2 separate regions of the Mus musculus genome follow, and region 1 is linked to region 2. A link is a loop called in an ENCODE intact Hi-C map of the cell type or tissue named here. Cell type or tissue: heart. All regions are shown on one strand. Links, peaks and the distances in the headings refer to the core of each region. The heading gives the core; the rest is flanking DNA.

Region 1 (8,190 bases), core at 3,116-5,615, 84 kb after region 2:
ACTTGTGACTCAAGTGTGGTCTGTGTGTAGATCGGGACCAGCAACCCACCAGGGCATGTTGAAATACAGATTTCGGCTCTGACTTCAAACCTACAGAGTTGAAAGCTTATATTTTTAGCAAAGTCCTGAGGTAACTTTTATGTTAGAAGCACGGACTCTTGCTTCTCTTCTTCCTCACCAATTTGGTAGAGAGAGACAAGAAAACTCCAGGGAAAAGAGAGAGAAAAGATGAAGGACAGAAGTGAGGAAGAAAAGCAGGAAACAGAAGGCGACTCTCTAATCCCCTCATGCAGCAACCCTCCCTCCTGTAATTCCAGGTCCATCCCACTCCAAAGACTGACGTTATACCAACATGGCCGTTACCCAGCCCCAACTGATTCTTTGTATTGTTTCCACTCCTCTCTCTCTCTCTTTCTCTCTCTCTATACACACACACACACACACACACACACACACACACACACACACACACACACACACACATATATATATATATATATATATATATATATATATATATATATATATATATACTTTGTTCCAAAAGACTAGTTTAGCCTCGGTTGAATAATTTTTGGAGACTGGAGTCACACCATCCATTCCCACTCCTGAATAAGCATCATCAAACCATGCTTTAGTGTTGCCAAGTCTGAATGCCTGCTTGTGTATTGCAACTTCAGAGAGAAAACACAACAAAGTCTCTTCCTTACTAGCACCAAAGCCGACCTTGAACAACACAAAGGAATTTTTAAACAAACAAACAAACAAGCAAACAGCTTCCTGCTGCCTGTGTGGCCCCCCAGGGGCACCTAGTTTTCTCTGTAGTAAGAAGGATATTGGCTTTAGGATTTATCGCCACATGTATATGCTAAAGTTCAGCCAGAGACTTGGTGAAGACTCCATTTTCTCGTGCTTAATCTCCCCACATTGTGAGGGACTGGCATTGGCATCCTCCTTGCCACAGAGCTCCCTGATCCCCAGGGAAGTCACAGGCCTAGCCAGATGCCAAGCTACATTTCAGCTCTGGGGTCCTCTCAAGGTACATTGGCTGGCTGAAGCTAATGGGACAGGACTGACTGGCAATCAGCACAGCACTGCCCAAACTGCTGGCTCTTCAAAGAGCTGTTACTTGCTGGGTCTTCCTCTCTCTCCCTCCCCTTCCCCTCCCTCTCTGCTTCTCTCCTTCTGCCTCTCTCTTTCTCCTCTCCTACAGACACATATGAGAGTTGCCTGCTCTAAGAGCTGTTGGGTTTTCAGAATCAGCCTTGGGTGGTTTATAGTCTTATGCCACCAAGTCTTCTAACTCTTCATTTAGGTTCCCCTGGCATCTCAGTCATGGACAGACTTAGAAGAAAAAACCTGGGTTATACTAAAAGATGGAGATCCTAACTGAAATCCAAGCTATTCTGACAGTGCATTCTAACCAGATGAGCCAAGGGCTTTCTCCCTCATCTCTATACACACCAAAGAGCACAATTTCAAACCTGAATCTTGGCTTAATACTACTAGTTCTGGTTGCAAGATTATATTTTATTATCAGAACTTGGCTTCTGTGTCATAAAAATATGTGCACAATATCCCTTTGTTATATTTTGTAAAGATTTTAGGGTTTGTGAGACAGAAGCAAATTTTGAGATGTGTTGATTGGTAACTCTCTCTCTTTTCTTTTCTGGTTTTCTAGAATGATGAATGGCAGTAGGCAGAAATGGTTGGGTTGGTAATGAGCTATATAATGAGTTCTATATATATTTATTTAAGTGTATACACTCTATATACTTATGCTATGTAAGTATAATGACTAAGGACTTGGCCCAACCACTAAAACTATATACATACAGAACCGGGAATGGCAGGGCACACCTTTAATGACAGAAGACGTTATTACTGGGGCTTGCTGGCCAGCCAGTCTAGCCAAATCAGTGAGTTCCACGTTAAGTGAGAGACCCTCTCTCAAAAAATAAAAACGGATTGAGGAGGACAGCCATTGTTGACCTAAGTCCACACAATTGTGCATAAGCTGGCATGCTTACACACCCAGAGAAACAAAACAAATGCTGATGAAAAGTGGCAGAAGGAGATCAGAGAGGATCAGGAGGAGAAGAGAAAGGGCAAAGAGTCTGAGCTGGAACTGATCTGCAAAGATGACTTACAGAGAGCGTGGCTATCCATCTCACTACATTTTCAAGGTTATGAGGTTAAATGGTCTTACACGCGTTCTCGCGACCGGCCAGGAAGAACACAACAAACCGGAATCTTCTGCGGCAAAACTTTATTGCTTACATCTTCAGGAGCAAGAGAGCAAGAGAGCAAGAGCTCTATTGCTTACATCTTTAGGAGCCAGAGCCAGAGCGCAAGAGCGAGAGAGCTCTATTGCTTACATCTTTAGGAGCTAGAGCGCAAGAGCTCAAGAGAGCAAAAGCAAGAGCGTGAATGGCGAAACCCCGTCCCTTTTTAAGGAGAATTATTCTCCGCCTAGGACGTATTACTCCCTGATTGGCTGCAGCCCATCGGCCGAGTTGTCGTCACGGGGAAGGCAGAGCACATGTAGTGGAAAACTACCCTTGGCACATGCGCAGATTATTTGTTTACCACTTAGAACACAGGATGTCAGCGCCATCTTGCAACGGCGAATGTGAGGGTGGCTTCCTACAAAATGAGATATTTTTTAATCAGAAAACCTATTTCAGGTTTGTCTGTTTTTTTATCTTAAGCTACTTAAGGGTTATTTTTTTAAAAAAAAATTATTGGGTCTGCTACTGAAATATGCTTTCTACCACCCCTGTGCTTCACCTTAGTCTTCATGACTTCAACAAGAAGGTGACTCTGACTCACTGTCAAAGCTTTGATCCTTGCTCTAATGGCCATTTTATATGACAAATTTACATGATGTCCCGGAGGCAGTGATGGGTCCTGAACAGTTGAGAAAGGAAATTTGGAAGTCATCAACACCTTTCAGTCTGTTTCACGAAGCACATTATGAAAAGTCAAATTTGCCTACAGTGAGTGCCTACTTCCTCAAATCTGCCTCCATTTCAGGAACTATAAGAGATAAGGCCACGACCTTGATCTTTCCAAAGATTTTTTTCACAGATGCTTTTGCCTGTGTTCTCTATTCCAGGCACAGTGAACACTGCTAACAACATTCTAGTGAGGATGAAGACGAAAAGAATAACATTACCAGTAGCAACCAACTTTCACAGGTCAGCTACCGTGCTAGCTGGACTACTCCTTCAGCCATCCAGTCACACTGGGGTAAACACAAGAAGCACCCATGTCCTCATTATACTTGACAATTAAAGTGGTCAAATCACTACCTAAGGCCAGCACATGTCAGAGGTGAGGTCTGAAGCCTGGGATATGATCTTAAATTTTGATTTCTTTAATCAATTTAAAAATCTTATTTTGGCATCACCAGAAACAAAACGACAGTCCCACAATAGTCTACACAAAGCATTTGCTGATGTAAGCATGTTCTTATTTCTGAACCTGGAACAGAACCGAGGAACTTGATATAGTTTTAACAAAATATATTAGTAAGATGCTCCAAATGTCATAACACACATAAGAGGACATTCTATTCCTTAGGTTGGGAGGGTGATGGAGACTTACTTATAGAGGGTATTTTCAGAAGGACTTAAAGACTAAGAGCCTGCCAGACAGAAACTAAAGGAAGTACGCCAAAGACCACACAGACAACAATAAAAGTCTGCAGTATTCTGACAAAATAAATGCCTAGCCTCGATCGCTAATCCTAATGATTTAAGTGAACTGAAATCACTTACAGGTTTTTTTTTTTCCTTCAACAAACTAAGGAGGCAGCCAAGTCCTGGGGCTTCTGTTGAGCTGAAAATTTGCATTTCTAGTGAATTCTCATGTGCAGCTTTGGACTACTCTTTGCTGAGAGCCTGTGCCCCAAACCAAAGACCTGTCTGGAACCCCCCACTGCTAGTGTGTATACAGGAGGGAGATGCCAGGGTCACCAAGCCCTGCTCCGAATTTCCCAGAAGACCTGAGGGTTTTTTTGCCTGCTAGGAGCGGTAGTGAAATTTTACTGTTGGTTTTGGGAGCAATTAATACTGAAGCTGTCCAGTGGGAGGAAATAGGAAACCACAGCTTGAGGCTGAGTGGAGAGAACCTAGGATTTTATGGTGTTTCTGTCCCCTCCGTGCCCCTATTCACAGGCGGGTGAGGGCCTGCGGCAAGAGCATTTAGAAACACTAGTTCTTTTGTTGTGGGAGTGAGGAGGGTGTCCGATTTGCAGGGAAACGATGTTTTCACAATTCCTCCTCCAATTTTGAGGCTGGGTCTGCTGACGACAGCTTAGTTTGTGTGTTTGTCTCAAAGGTGCTTCTGCTGACCTCAGCACCCAGCCCGGAGTAAGGAGGGACAGGCAGGAATCCTAGCTGGGAATGAGAGGAGCAAGGCAAAAGTGGGCTCTGTGGATGCAGCTGGGACAAATGAGAGCCTTGGGAAATCCTTCCACTTCTAATTCAATTTCTATGCTTAGTTCTTATTTTCCAGGACGGAAAAAAATCTAGACTCCGAAAGGTCAGCTTCCAATTGTAGACTCTCCCTCTCAGACCACACCCACCGGCTCCCACAAACCCCGGCAGCTCTGAAGGTCACTGCCCAAGAACCGAGGAACAGGAAGAAGCAAGCGCACGGAGTCCTTGTTGTCTTCTTTCCACCAGATTGCTTTGCTAGCTGACAGTAATCAGCTGTGCTAACATTCCGGGCATGTCCCCTCTGCACCCGCCATACTTGGCATGGAGGAAAGGGAAAGAAAGACAGGCATTGGCTTCTAGAGACCAGGAAAAGAGATGAAAGCAAGGCGTTCAGGTTCTGTGTTTCATCTCTGTGTTCATTTGCTGTTATAGTGCCTTGTGGCTCTGCAGGAGTCTTGTGGGAATTTCTAGAAATCTAGTTGGCAGTGCTCCTAGTTACTACACCATTATGTCCCAGAGACACTTAATTCAGGATATTCGTTGTCATACTGTTGACCAAGAAAGAAGAGCCTGACAATTATCTAGAAAAGAAATACTACCAGAGACAGCACGATCTTGGCTCCTCTTCACTGGACACTGAGACTGTTATTCCCCAGATTACAGTGATCCACACTTTCTTTGAGAGTTGGAGTATTTTTTGTCATCGTGTCTATTTCACACAAGAACACAATTAGAGGAGGTTTCCTCAACAGAAGAAGCTGATTAAGTTCACAGATTTATTGTGAAACCATTTGGGAGTCATGGAAAATGAGTTTCACTGCTAAGCTTTTCTTGCTTTAAGTAAAGAGAAAAAAAAAAGGCAAACTGCACCTTGAATTCTCCATCTATAACAGATCATAAAATACCCATAGCCTTCCATGTAATTTACTCATCTCAAGAGAGATGCTGAATGCTTCTTCCAGTCTCTTAGTACTTTCCCAAGAGTTCAGCGATTTTACAGGATACAGCGGGGGATTCTGACCCTGCAGTAGGGTAGGCCAGACAGTGGCAAACTGCCAGGATACATGTCACAATAGAAGGCTGTACTTTGCACAACTTGCAAACTAGTGGGTGGGAGAGCCTTGTTTTATTTGAGTCCCGGGAACGATGCTGTAAATAGGACTGATGTAAACAGAATCCATTTTCAATAGCAACGAAGACCGCATTAATGATGATGCACTTTTGACCCAAATGCCCAAAGTCCTGGAGAAAGAGTCAGAAGCCATACTTCAAAATCCTTGCTTTAATGAAGGTTTCAACACACACAGTTTCAATGTTCATTTATCAAACACATATCTCATGCATGTTTCTTCAGATCTTGGGATTTTAGGGTGGTAAATTTCAATGGTGTTCCATGCCCTGTGCCCCTTCATCCAGAACACTTAACAACCGAATAGAAGAGAACAGGTCATAAAACTGTTCCTGATTTAGGCAGGTTTTGTTTATTTTAAATAAACAAAATTTCAAGAATGCCGAGATAAGCATTATCTCATTTGCTACACAAGCAGTTGAGAGTTGGACTGGTTTGTTGGAATGGACAGTTAAAAGTGCAAGTTGATTTCAAATCTGCTCTCATCATCAAGTCTACGATCAGGTGGTTTATGCCTGCCTGGTGTCACTCTAGATAACATCTCCCCAACACCAGACTGTTGTTTTCCCATCTTCCTGGGCCTCTCCTTCCATAATCATTTCAAGCATACTTTCTAGGATACCCATCCATATTTTTGATGGATACACAAAAATGTAAGGGAACAGGCTGTTGCAGGGTTTGTAGTCTACCTTTGGCAAAGGAAGCTTATTCTGCAAAATTAAAGCACATCAAATTCATGATAAAATGATATTCAGAGCACCCTGGGTTTGACGAGATCTAGATATCCTCCTCCTCCTCCATCTTTTTAAAGTATAAAACTATAATCCAGAAATACAAGTAGAGCTCTAACATGAGAGCATAGACGAACGAGTCTGGCTGCCTCCTGGTCAGCACTCTGTACGGGCTGCCAAGGTCAGGACAGCACTGATGCAGAGGCAGAGAGCAGAGAGCAATAACACAAGGAACATGATCCAGAGCTGAAACCCAGAGGGTCAGAAGCTTGCTGACAGATACACAGACGCAGTAACTCCTCACTCACTTTCCATAATACAGAATCCGAGACGTAGATTTCTCATATCACTGGGATCTTACAAAGTTGTATAATAGGAGAAAGAGGCATGGGAGGAGGCAAGGAGCAATCCTGAATCTGTCTGCTGTACCTCAAGTTAACTGTTGATAAAAAATGGGTATCATCATCTCACACACACACACAACACACACACACACACACACACACACACACACACACACACACACACCACAAGCAACTACTTGGGAATCATGTTGTCTACTGATGATCTCCCAGTGCAGATACTTGCTTGGGAAATGGAACTTTTAAGGTACACAGAGTAGAGATTGAAAATTATTATCACTGACCCTGTCACAGCAGATGTAGAGCCAAATAAAAAGGAGTAGTGTGCTCAATTCTGTAACATTTCACATGGCCCCTGACCTCTCCATTTCCCTTCGTCTCAGTGAAACTGGCCTCTTGGACAGACTTAGCTAGGAATACATCTGTAACAGGATTAACCCCACTTTTGCATCCGTGGACAGTCAGGAACTAATTTAATGAGCACCTAAATGGACTCAGCCTTGCTTTCTCCAGGAGCCAAAGGCCCTGGATTGCTTATCACTGTTTGCAAGGAGTTTTTGTTGTTGCTTTGTAGTTGGCACACTCTGTAGGGATTCCTCCTTTGTCCTCCAGAACAGTCTTAGAGGGTGGAAACTGTCGTTAGTTGCGGTTTATGGATGACTACGCTGAGTCGTGAGGATGTTTAAGAAGGCTTCTCTCTTCGGGGCGTGACAAGGGCATTCAGGTCAGACCCTCGTGTTCTATGACTTGTACAGAGTGAGGTTCCACCCAGCCTCCATGTCTCAGGACAGCTAAATGGGAGCACATCTTACATATTACTTTCCTAGACAGATTAGGTATGTTCTGTTCCAGAAATGTAAATAAAGAGAAAAATATTTGATCCATCTTTTAATAGTGAATTTGTGAATGTTATAACTAAACTGTGAGTGGGACCTCCAAAGTTGCTGGGGGGAAAACCAGGAGATCATTTATTTCAAGAGAAACACTAATTATATGACTATAAATTTGTCTGGATACAATTGTCATGAATACCAATGCTGCCCATAGCCCACGCCAACTTAACGAATTACAGTTAGTTTTCTGCTTCTCTACCTTACAAAAGCATCACTTGAAATGTTTCTTTAGTCATTTTAGCTTTCGAAATAACACACAAAATAAGGCCCTTTCTAAAATTTAGGTTATCTCATAGGAAATATCTCATAGGAGGCGTGGGAACAGGGCCAAGAATATTACTTGTTATATGAAAAGCTTTTAAAGTAAGGTAGAAACTATTTGACAACAAGATCTGGATATTGTTCCATGGTGCAGCACTTGGCCAAAGTAGGAAAGCTGCTGTGTTCAATCCCCAGCACCTCAAGAGACTCTCAAGTAGTTAAAAAAAAAAAAAAAAAAAAAAAGGAAATGAGCTATCAAGGCACAAAACAGGGAAGAAACTTATCCCAATGCAGACTTGCCCCAACGCTCAGTGAAAGATGCTTGTCTGAATGACTGTCCGATGATGCCAACCCTATGGCATTCGAGAG
Region 2 (8,190 bases), core at 2,698-5,197:
TATTCATGCTCTGGGTGGGTTTCAGCTAAGGCGATCCTAGGAGGTCACTGGATTTCATAGTTTACCAGCAAAATTCCTAAAAGGGTCTTTATACAGGGAATCGGCTCATAATACAAAAAGAAGGCAAGAAGAAAAGTATATATTCTTTGCGGTAAAGGGGTTGTGGGTGGGACAGCACTATTTATGTAGTAGGGTTATTTCAAAAAGAGAAGAGGAAAAGAGTGGGGTGGTAGGAAAAAAACATGCCTTCTAGAGGACCTGGCACATCTCATTTAGAATAGATCAGGTAACTGTGTTTTAGGAATGTGTCCCTGGTCTGTGTTCCCAGCTCTTTCAGGGCCTTTGCAGTGCTCCTCCTTGCTGGCTTCCCAGCCTCCTCTCCTCTCCTTGTACAGAGCTGGCCTTGTCTCTTTTCAATGCATTTTCAGCATGGGATCCCAACGATTAAGTTCGCCTTGGCTTTGCTCGAAGCTTACCTGCTTATTGTTCTGCCCCAGATTTGCTGTATCCGAATGGGACCTAAAGCCCAAGGATTCGGAGTTTGGAATCCATTTCCAGGCCTGGCAGCCTGTGAGGCTGGTTTCTATAATCCTCCTCTTTCACATGGCTCTCATATGTTGATGACTTCCCATTGATGACTTCCCTGGAAGGTTAAGAAAACTTCGGTGGAAGTCGTAAGAGGTCCCAGAGAAGGAAAGAAAGTTAAAGCAGGAGTTCTGACTGCTTTCAAACAGCCTTGAGGATTTTTTTTTCTTCAATATTTTAAGCTCCACTCACTTTTTAAAAAAGGCTTCTGGAGACATGTGTCAACTATACCATAAAACCAGACTGGCTATCATTCCCGCACAACCAAGACAATGGAACCAAACAATGAGTTTATTGCTCTTGTTCATGAGCGTGGTTCCTGAGTTATAATAAACAGTTTATTGTGTAATTACTGTGACCCAGCCAACGTGTTAGAGCTGTCAACAAAAGCTCTCTTTGATGCTCATTACACAGCGCCAGTCCTGTGTTCCCCTGAGAAAAGTTTAAATGATTCACCCAAGATCACTCATCTAGCAAGTACAAGAACTACCCACAGACTAAACTCTAGGTGTGTTGAACCCCACTGTCCACCTCAACAAAGACTTAAGTTCCTATCTAAGCTTTGAGTTTTAGAGAGTGAAGAAATTGTTTGTAAAATGAAGATGATAATATTCTGTCTTTGAGGTTAAGGAGTTAAGACTAGTGGGAATTTATTTCTAGACTAAAACGATGGGCATATGTACCGTCTTATTATTTTATGAATCCATTAGTTAGTGGCATGCTGTATTAATAGGATTATAATTAATTGACAAAGAATGCTCTGACTGTAGTAGAGAAGCCTCACTATCCATAAAAGGAAGACATTGGCTTTGGACTTGATCCAGCATGACTTAGTTACTGAATGACAGTGAGCAGCTCAATGAAAGCTGGTCTGGCTAATGAAGTAGCCAGCTCACAGTTCTCTGGTTCTGCCCCGTGTTTTGACACTCATTTATTTCACAAAGTATGCAAATACACAGGTGTCCAAATAAGAGACTATTGCACTGTTTGTTTTCTACATGTTTACAGTCTCGGTTAGAACTCTTGACATAAATTTGAAGAGCCCCAATGCCTTATTTTAAGTTTCAGGTAATTTTTCTACTTTTCTGGTCCTACACTCTTATTTCTATTCTAATGATTCAGATGGTCTTCCTAATTCTGAATGTGACTTCTCACAACTTAGGACTCTCTTTTCTGACCCAGAGCAAAGAAAAGCAAAATGGACTGAATTTCAACATCAAAGTCCAGGGTTTGTCCAGAAAGGCCAATGTCATATGCCTTTGACCAGAGACATACCCTCTCAAAACCAGCCCTGTCAGGAATGACACAGTTTTGGAGAGACATAAAACTCAGCACATCAGAGAATTGTTTCACATAGTATTGATACTTGACTTTTAATTTTTTCCAACTTCAGGAGAAAAGGCCGTCTTAGTTTAAATAATGCTTCTTTAAGGAAAACTACAGAGAAATTACTGAGTCCCTGGAAACCAACTGGGTGCCACTGCTGTAGATTCAGGAGCTTTAAGTCTTAAGTCATTCTCAAGTCAAATTTTGTGGAAATGTCAGATTCCAGCAACCAAGAGACAAATCAGTCAACCATATCCACAGATATTATCACTGAATATACTCTGTGCTTCATGTCTTTCCTAGTGAGCCACTTCTGAAGATGAAGAAGACGAAGAAGACGAAGAAGACGAAGAAGACGAAGAAGACGAAGAAGACGAAGAAGACGAAGAAGACGAAGAAGAAGAAGAAGAAGAAGAAGAAGAAGAAGAAGAAGAAGAGGGGGAGGGGGAGGGGGAGGGGGAGGGGGAGGGGGAGGGGGGAGGGGGAAGGGGGAAGGGGAAGGGGAAGGGGGAAGGGGAAGGGGAAGGGGAAGGGGAAGGGGGAAAAAGAAGAAAAGGTGCTTAGCACTGGTTGTATTGCGTGACCAATGTTACATTCTTTTCGTTCTCAATAGATCTGACTCTTCTTTTCTTTGAGTATTGGTAATGCTCAGAAGACATTTTCAAACTCCTGACTTCCATCTCTAAGGACAGCTAAGAGAAAATGATCTGGAATAGGGATTTAGTAGAAAGATAAACAAACAAACAAACAAACAAAAAAAAAACCAACCAAACAACATCAGAATATTTAGCTTGGACTTCATATCAGAGAGAGGTTAAATAATATATATGGTCAAAGAAATATTCATCCAATAAATTCTACCTGTCAACATTATAAACATGGGGTTACAAGGAGCTAAAGGGATCTGCAACCCTATCGGTGGAACAACATTATGAACTAACCAGTACCCCGGAGCTCTTGACTCTAGCTGCATATGTATCAAAAGATGGCCTAGTCGGCCATCACTGGAAAGAGAGGCTCATTGGACACGCAAACTTTGCCCCAGTACAGGGGAATGCCAGGGCCAAAAAATGGGAGTGGGTGGGTAGGGGGTTGGGGGTGAGGGTACGGGGGACTTTTGGGATAGCATTGGAAATATAAATGAGGAAAATACCTAATTAAAAAAAATAAACATGGGGTTAAAAGCCCCAGTCCTGTATCTAGGAAGCAATGATAAAGCCAAGGGAATATAAACAAACCATCTGTTCCAACCTTCCTAGGAAATCCTCTAGGTCTACTTAGAATGGGATTGACAAGGCCTCATTGGGAGAGAAAAGACAAGAGAGAAAGCTCAAACTCTTCAAGTTGGCGCACACCATGTGGAGAAGATAAAGCATTAGAAATGTGATTAAGTTGACCCCTGGTTTTCTCTTCTGAATGAAGAAGACTATGGTGATTGTTCTTGCTGAGTAACAGCAAGGCCCGCCTCTAATCATGTTTCTTATGAAGCTTCAGAGGGTATGGAAAGAGATCAATCCTATCATGATATGGCATCCTTTTTTAAATTTGATTGATGCGGAAGAACATGGTTTGGGTCGAAGGCTTCAAAAAGCCTTCAAAATGCAGCCAAGCCATCCCCTTGGCCTCTGCAGGGCCCCTGAGTCATGGGCCTTAGGGTTTCTTTTTCTTTTTTCTTTTTCTTTCTAATCCTCCCTCTCTGGGTCCTGCATATGAATCAGAACACTTTGTACCATGGAGAAACAATATAAATAAATCATGTGATCAAATGACCTTTTTGAAATCACGTTTTGGCTGGACGATGCTTTTCACAGCTGTCTCTCTGCTCTGACTGCAGATGCCAGGGAGAATGTGTCTGACATCCAGTTGAAGCCAATTCATAGGAAGCTGAATTCAACACACTTCCTTTTCACATTTTTTTTTGGCAGTTTGAAAACACACACTGCCAGTGATCTGGCATGTGTGCAAATAATATCCTTATCTTTGGCCCTCAAAGTTGCTTCTGGAGAGAGGAAAGTGGTTCTAGGAGAAGGGGCCTGAGAACAGGATTCAGAGGAGATGGATTGTTTACTATTTATTGTATTTGTTTACTGGAGTCATTACAATAGCTGATAGCTGGTTGTCTGGGAATTGCTTACTGCAGTGGCATGTAAAGAAGAAAGTGACCTGAGAAGTGACATGGGAGTCCTCTTTTTTTGTTGTCCTTTCAAAAAAGTGTGACAGGTCTACATATGCCAGGAGATGAGACACCGATCCTGGGGGTGGGGGCAGGGCATGACATGAGTGTGGGGCCCATTTCTCCAGGTGTTAGGGGTTTGAGGAGGTATCTGACAGACTGTTCTGTTTGTCAACATTGCCTAATCCACATGTCAAACAACGTTTCCAGGACACGTCCTGTTTGTGTTCCTTTCCAGAAGGATTAGAATTAACAGATGCATTAGTCCCCAAAATGACTGGCGAGGCTGTTAGGGAGAAAAGCATGGCTAGCTGGCCTGCCTGCCTGCCTGCCTGCCTGCCTGTCTGCCTTCCCTCCTTCCATTCTTCTGCCCTTCCTTCCTTCCCTCCTTCTCTCCTCCCCTTCTGCCTTCTTTCCTTCCATTTTGTTATTAATCTGTTGCCTAATTTAGTTTTATCTGAGTTGTTATATGTCACTGGGAACAGAATAAGAAGTAGAAATTAAACATTTTCTCTCTGAAAGCATTTCTGAGAGAATGTTCCTGCCCCTTTCTTTCCTAGACACTCTAAGTTCTTCTGGAAGGATAGAAGGAATAAGTTATAACTTAAAAGCAAGAAGCATCTACTCTCCTCCTCCTCTCTAGGTGACCTGTGTGTGAATCCTGCCTGGAAGCTAAGCCCTCTCCTTTCCCCTAACTTTCCTTGTGACTTCTCTCTGGTCCCCTCCCTTGGCTCGCTCAGCTCTTCCCCTTCTCAGTCCTTCTGGTACTCTTTATCTTCTCTTTTCTCTTCCACCCACTTCTAATCTTCCTCCTCCTCCTTCTTCCTCTCTCTCTCTTTCTCTCTCTCCCTCTCTCTCTTTCTCATCATGACAGCTTCCATATCTAGTTTACTCACTTACTCACTTTCTAACACAGGAATTGGGTTTGGAGTTTTCCTTGGAATCCTAGCCCAGATTCAGTGCACTGAGTTAGCTGTGGAAAGGGGATGGAGCCCACTCCTCCCACTCCTGCCCCTGCATGTCTTTTTGACCACTAAGATGAATACCTGGGGATCCATCCCATAAACAACCACCAAACCCAGACACTAATGCAAAAAGATTTTGCTGATAGGAGCCTGATATAGCTGTCTCCTGAGAGGCTCTGCCAGTGCCTGACAAATACAGAAGTGGATGCTCACAGCCATCCATTGGACGGAGCACAGGGTCCCCAATGAAGGAGCTAGAGAAAGTACCTAAGGAGCTGAAGGGGTTTGCAGTCCTCTAGGAGGAACAACAATATGAACTAACCAGTACCCCCAGAGCTCCCTGGGGCTAAACCACCAATCAAAGAAAACACACAGAGGGACTTGTGGCTCTAGCTAGCTGGTGCTCTAGTAGCAGAGCATGGCTGAGTCGGCCGAATCAATGGGAGGAGAGGCCCTTGGTCCTGTGAAGGTTCTATGCCCCAGTATAAAGGAATGCCAGGGCCAGGATGAGGGAATGGGTGGGTTGGGGAGCAGGGGGAGGGGGCAGGGGATAGGAGATTTTCAGAGGGGAAACTAGGAAAGGGGATAGCATTTGAAATATAAATGAAGAAAATATCTAATTTTAAAAAAAGATGGACATTCAGCTCATTGTGGGCCAGTTCTACCAGAGATTGTTGTAAAATCTACAAGGAACTAAAAAAAGGTAAAATTAAGCAAAGTCTTGAAAATTGTGTTAGCCACATCTCAGTGCTCCAACTTTCCTTTGAAAAACAACAAAATGCTTCTGTTGTTTTGAGGTCGTCAAACAAAATAGGTGTACATCGTTTTGTTTACAGTTTAAAATTTGTTTATTCTTCAAATGGGAAAAGGATGGTGAAAAAATCATCAATGCCAATCATTTAATAAAGGTAACAAATAAATAAAGATACTGCCTTTCCATTAAAGGCAGCTGACATGCTAGCTAAATGTTAGTATCAATCTTGTAATGTTGCCCACCAGTCAACCATTTTGACCTACAAAAACCAGACTTTCATGTGGTTCCACCTAATGGACTGACTTCATGTAAAATTTTGCTTTGGACTCAGTATGTCTATAGTTTCTAGTCGTGGAGAATGCACAATGGTTTCATCCCTCACTCTTATTGCCAATCCTTTAGGAACCCTAGGGGTTGAGTCTTTTTTCCTGATAATCTGATGATATAGCTCACGTAAGGTGCCAAGCACAGGTCAATAGCTTAACTCTTATCAATATAGTGCAGATTAGAATACATCAGGAGATTCAAAGCCTTGATCAAAACTATGAAATTCTAACAGATGTCTGTGATGTACTCGCTGAAGATGTGGATGGTGGGTTAGAGATAGTGCCATATTGTTTAGGATGGGATCTGCCTACAGTATTCCTTTTTACCAATAATTTATTTTGAAAGTAAGAAAATGAGAGCTGGGGCTATAGCTCATTTGGTAGAGTGCTAGCCTAGCATGCACAAGACCCTGAGTTCAGTTCCCTGTCATGAATAATTTAGGTCAATGGCACATGCCTAAAATCCCAGCATTATGAAGTCAGGGGGGGTCAGAATTCATTCTTAGCCATATACTGAGTTAGAAGCTAGCCCGAGCTAAAGGAGAACCAGACTCAAAAAAGAAAAGAAAAGAAAAAGAAAAATTAAAAGGAAGCCACCACAAACTGTAAATGTCTTATTTAGGGTTTTATTGCTGTGAAGAGACATCATGATCATGGGCAACTCTTATATGGGAAAACATTTAATTGAGGCTGGCTTACAGGTTCAGAGGTATATTTCCTTATCATCATGGTAGTATGCAGGCAGACATGATGCTGGAGCTAAGAGTTCTATGTCTGGATTGAGAGACATCAGGAAGAGAGAGAGAGAGAGAGAGAGAGAGAGAGAGAGAGAGAGAGAGAGAGAGAGAGAGAGACTGGTTTGAACATCTGAAAGCTCAAAGCCCATCTGCAGTGACACATTTCCTCCAACAAGGCTACACACTTCCTCCAATGAGAAGACACCTCCTAATAGTGTCCCTCCCTATGAGCCCGTGGGAGCCATTTTCACTCAAATCACTAGAGTGAGCATCATGACCAGTCCCTACACATGGCACCTTAGTGTGTGTCTGTGGCTCTGTGCTTAGCCTTACCGGATGCACACATCCCCCACTGGTTTTCTAGTTCCTTTGTCTTCTGCTCAGGCTGTACCTCTTTTCAAAGGGAGTAGGAAGGGCGATCTGTGTCTACATGGACACTTCACTTCTGGATGGTCAACTTAACACAAGCTTCAGTCTCGCCTAGCAGCTCCAATGTGAAAATCCAGAAAGGAGCTTTCCATGAGCCAATTCCTTGTGAGGAAACTCCAGAAAGTAGAAAAGAAAGTAAAAACTAGCATTGGGCTAAGGTAAAACTCCAGCCCAGCAAGTGTTGAGAAGATTCATTTGCAGTTACCAGCTGCCATGTTTCCTTCCCATCCCAGGCGGAGTGACAGCCCTTGCCCCTCCCTTGACTGAGCATCCTCTCATTGTTTGCTTCTACATCAGTTTTTATCAACTCACAAGAAACTTGTGAAGCCATTCTTCCCCACTCCCTTAACCTCAGTGAGATTTTGACATGACGTTTATACATCTGCATATACAATGTAATCTGTGCTTTGTATGAAAAATGAGTAAGAGAAGTTGCAATAGGGAATAGATATATGATACACTTGAATTTCTAAGGTACTTTTCCTTTCTACAAGGTTATTTACAGTTTGTGAAAGCCTTTGCTTGACAGATGTTGTTTCGGTTGATTTAGAAACATATTGGACACAGCACTAAGTGGTTTATTAAACCCCAAATAAGTAAATACCACATATCAAATTATAATTATTTTAGTTTCCCATATTTTGAAGTATGAGTTTGAGTTGAGATATAAATGTGTCTAGACAAGTGTGATTTGCTTGAATAGAAGTAGCCATACTCAGTTGATCTTCGTTTAGTTACTGATCATGCTTTTGACTACTACATTAGTCCATTTATATTGCACCAGCAAATACATGATCCTGGCTATTTCATAAGGAACAAGGTTTATTTTGCTCAAAGATTTTGGGAGTTGACAATCCAAGATTAGGTGGCCCCACATGTTCAACTTCTAAAGAGA

Evidence for each region. A loop is a pair of places that touch in the nucleus more often than their neighbours do. Peaks named below come from ENCODE experiments on the same cell type or tissue, not always from the same donor. Only the 100,000 strongest peaks of a DNase experiment are listed, where the experiment ranks them.
Region 1: a loop joins it to region 2, with 2.0 times the contacts of the local background. A loop is called at or near these places in 4 of 42 quality-filtered maps.

The regions. Positions count from the first base shown.
Region 1 is chr6:93,062,868-93,071,057 of GRCm38, reverse strand. The region is part of intron 1 of 9530026P05Rik (RIKEN cDNA 9530026P05 gene); the gene reads right to left. Among named protein-coding and RNA genes, the nearest start is that of Adamts9, 120 kb to the right of the region's middle. In heart, for the core only: no CTCF peak of the experiment used is centred there; DNase peaks (open chromatin) are centred at 4,647 and 5,497; H3K27ac peaks cover 1,256 bases.
Region 2 is chr6:93,146,260-93,154,449 of GRCm38, reverse strand. No RefSeq gene overlaps it. Among named protein-coding and RNA genes, the nearest start is that of Gm38863, 44 kb to the left of the region's middle. In heart, for the core only: no CTCF peak of the experiment used is centred there; DNase peaks (open chromatin) are centred at 3,739 and 4,218; H3K27ac peaks cover 294 bases.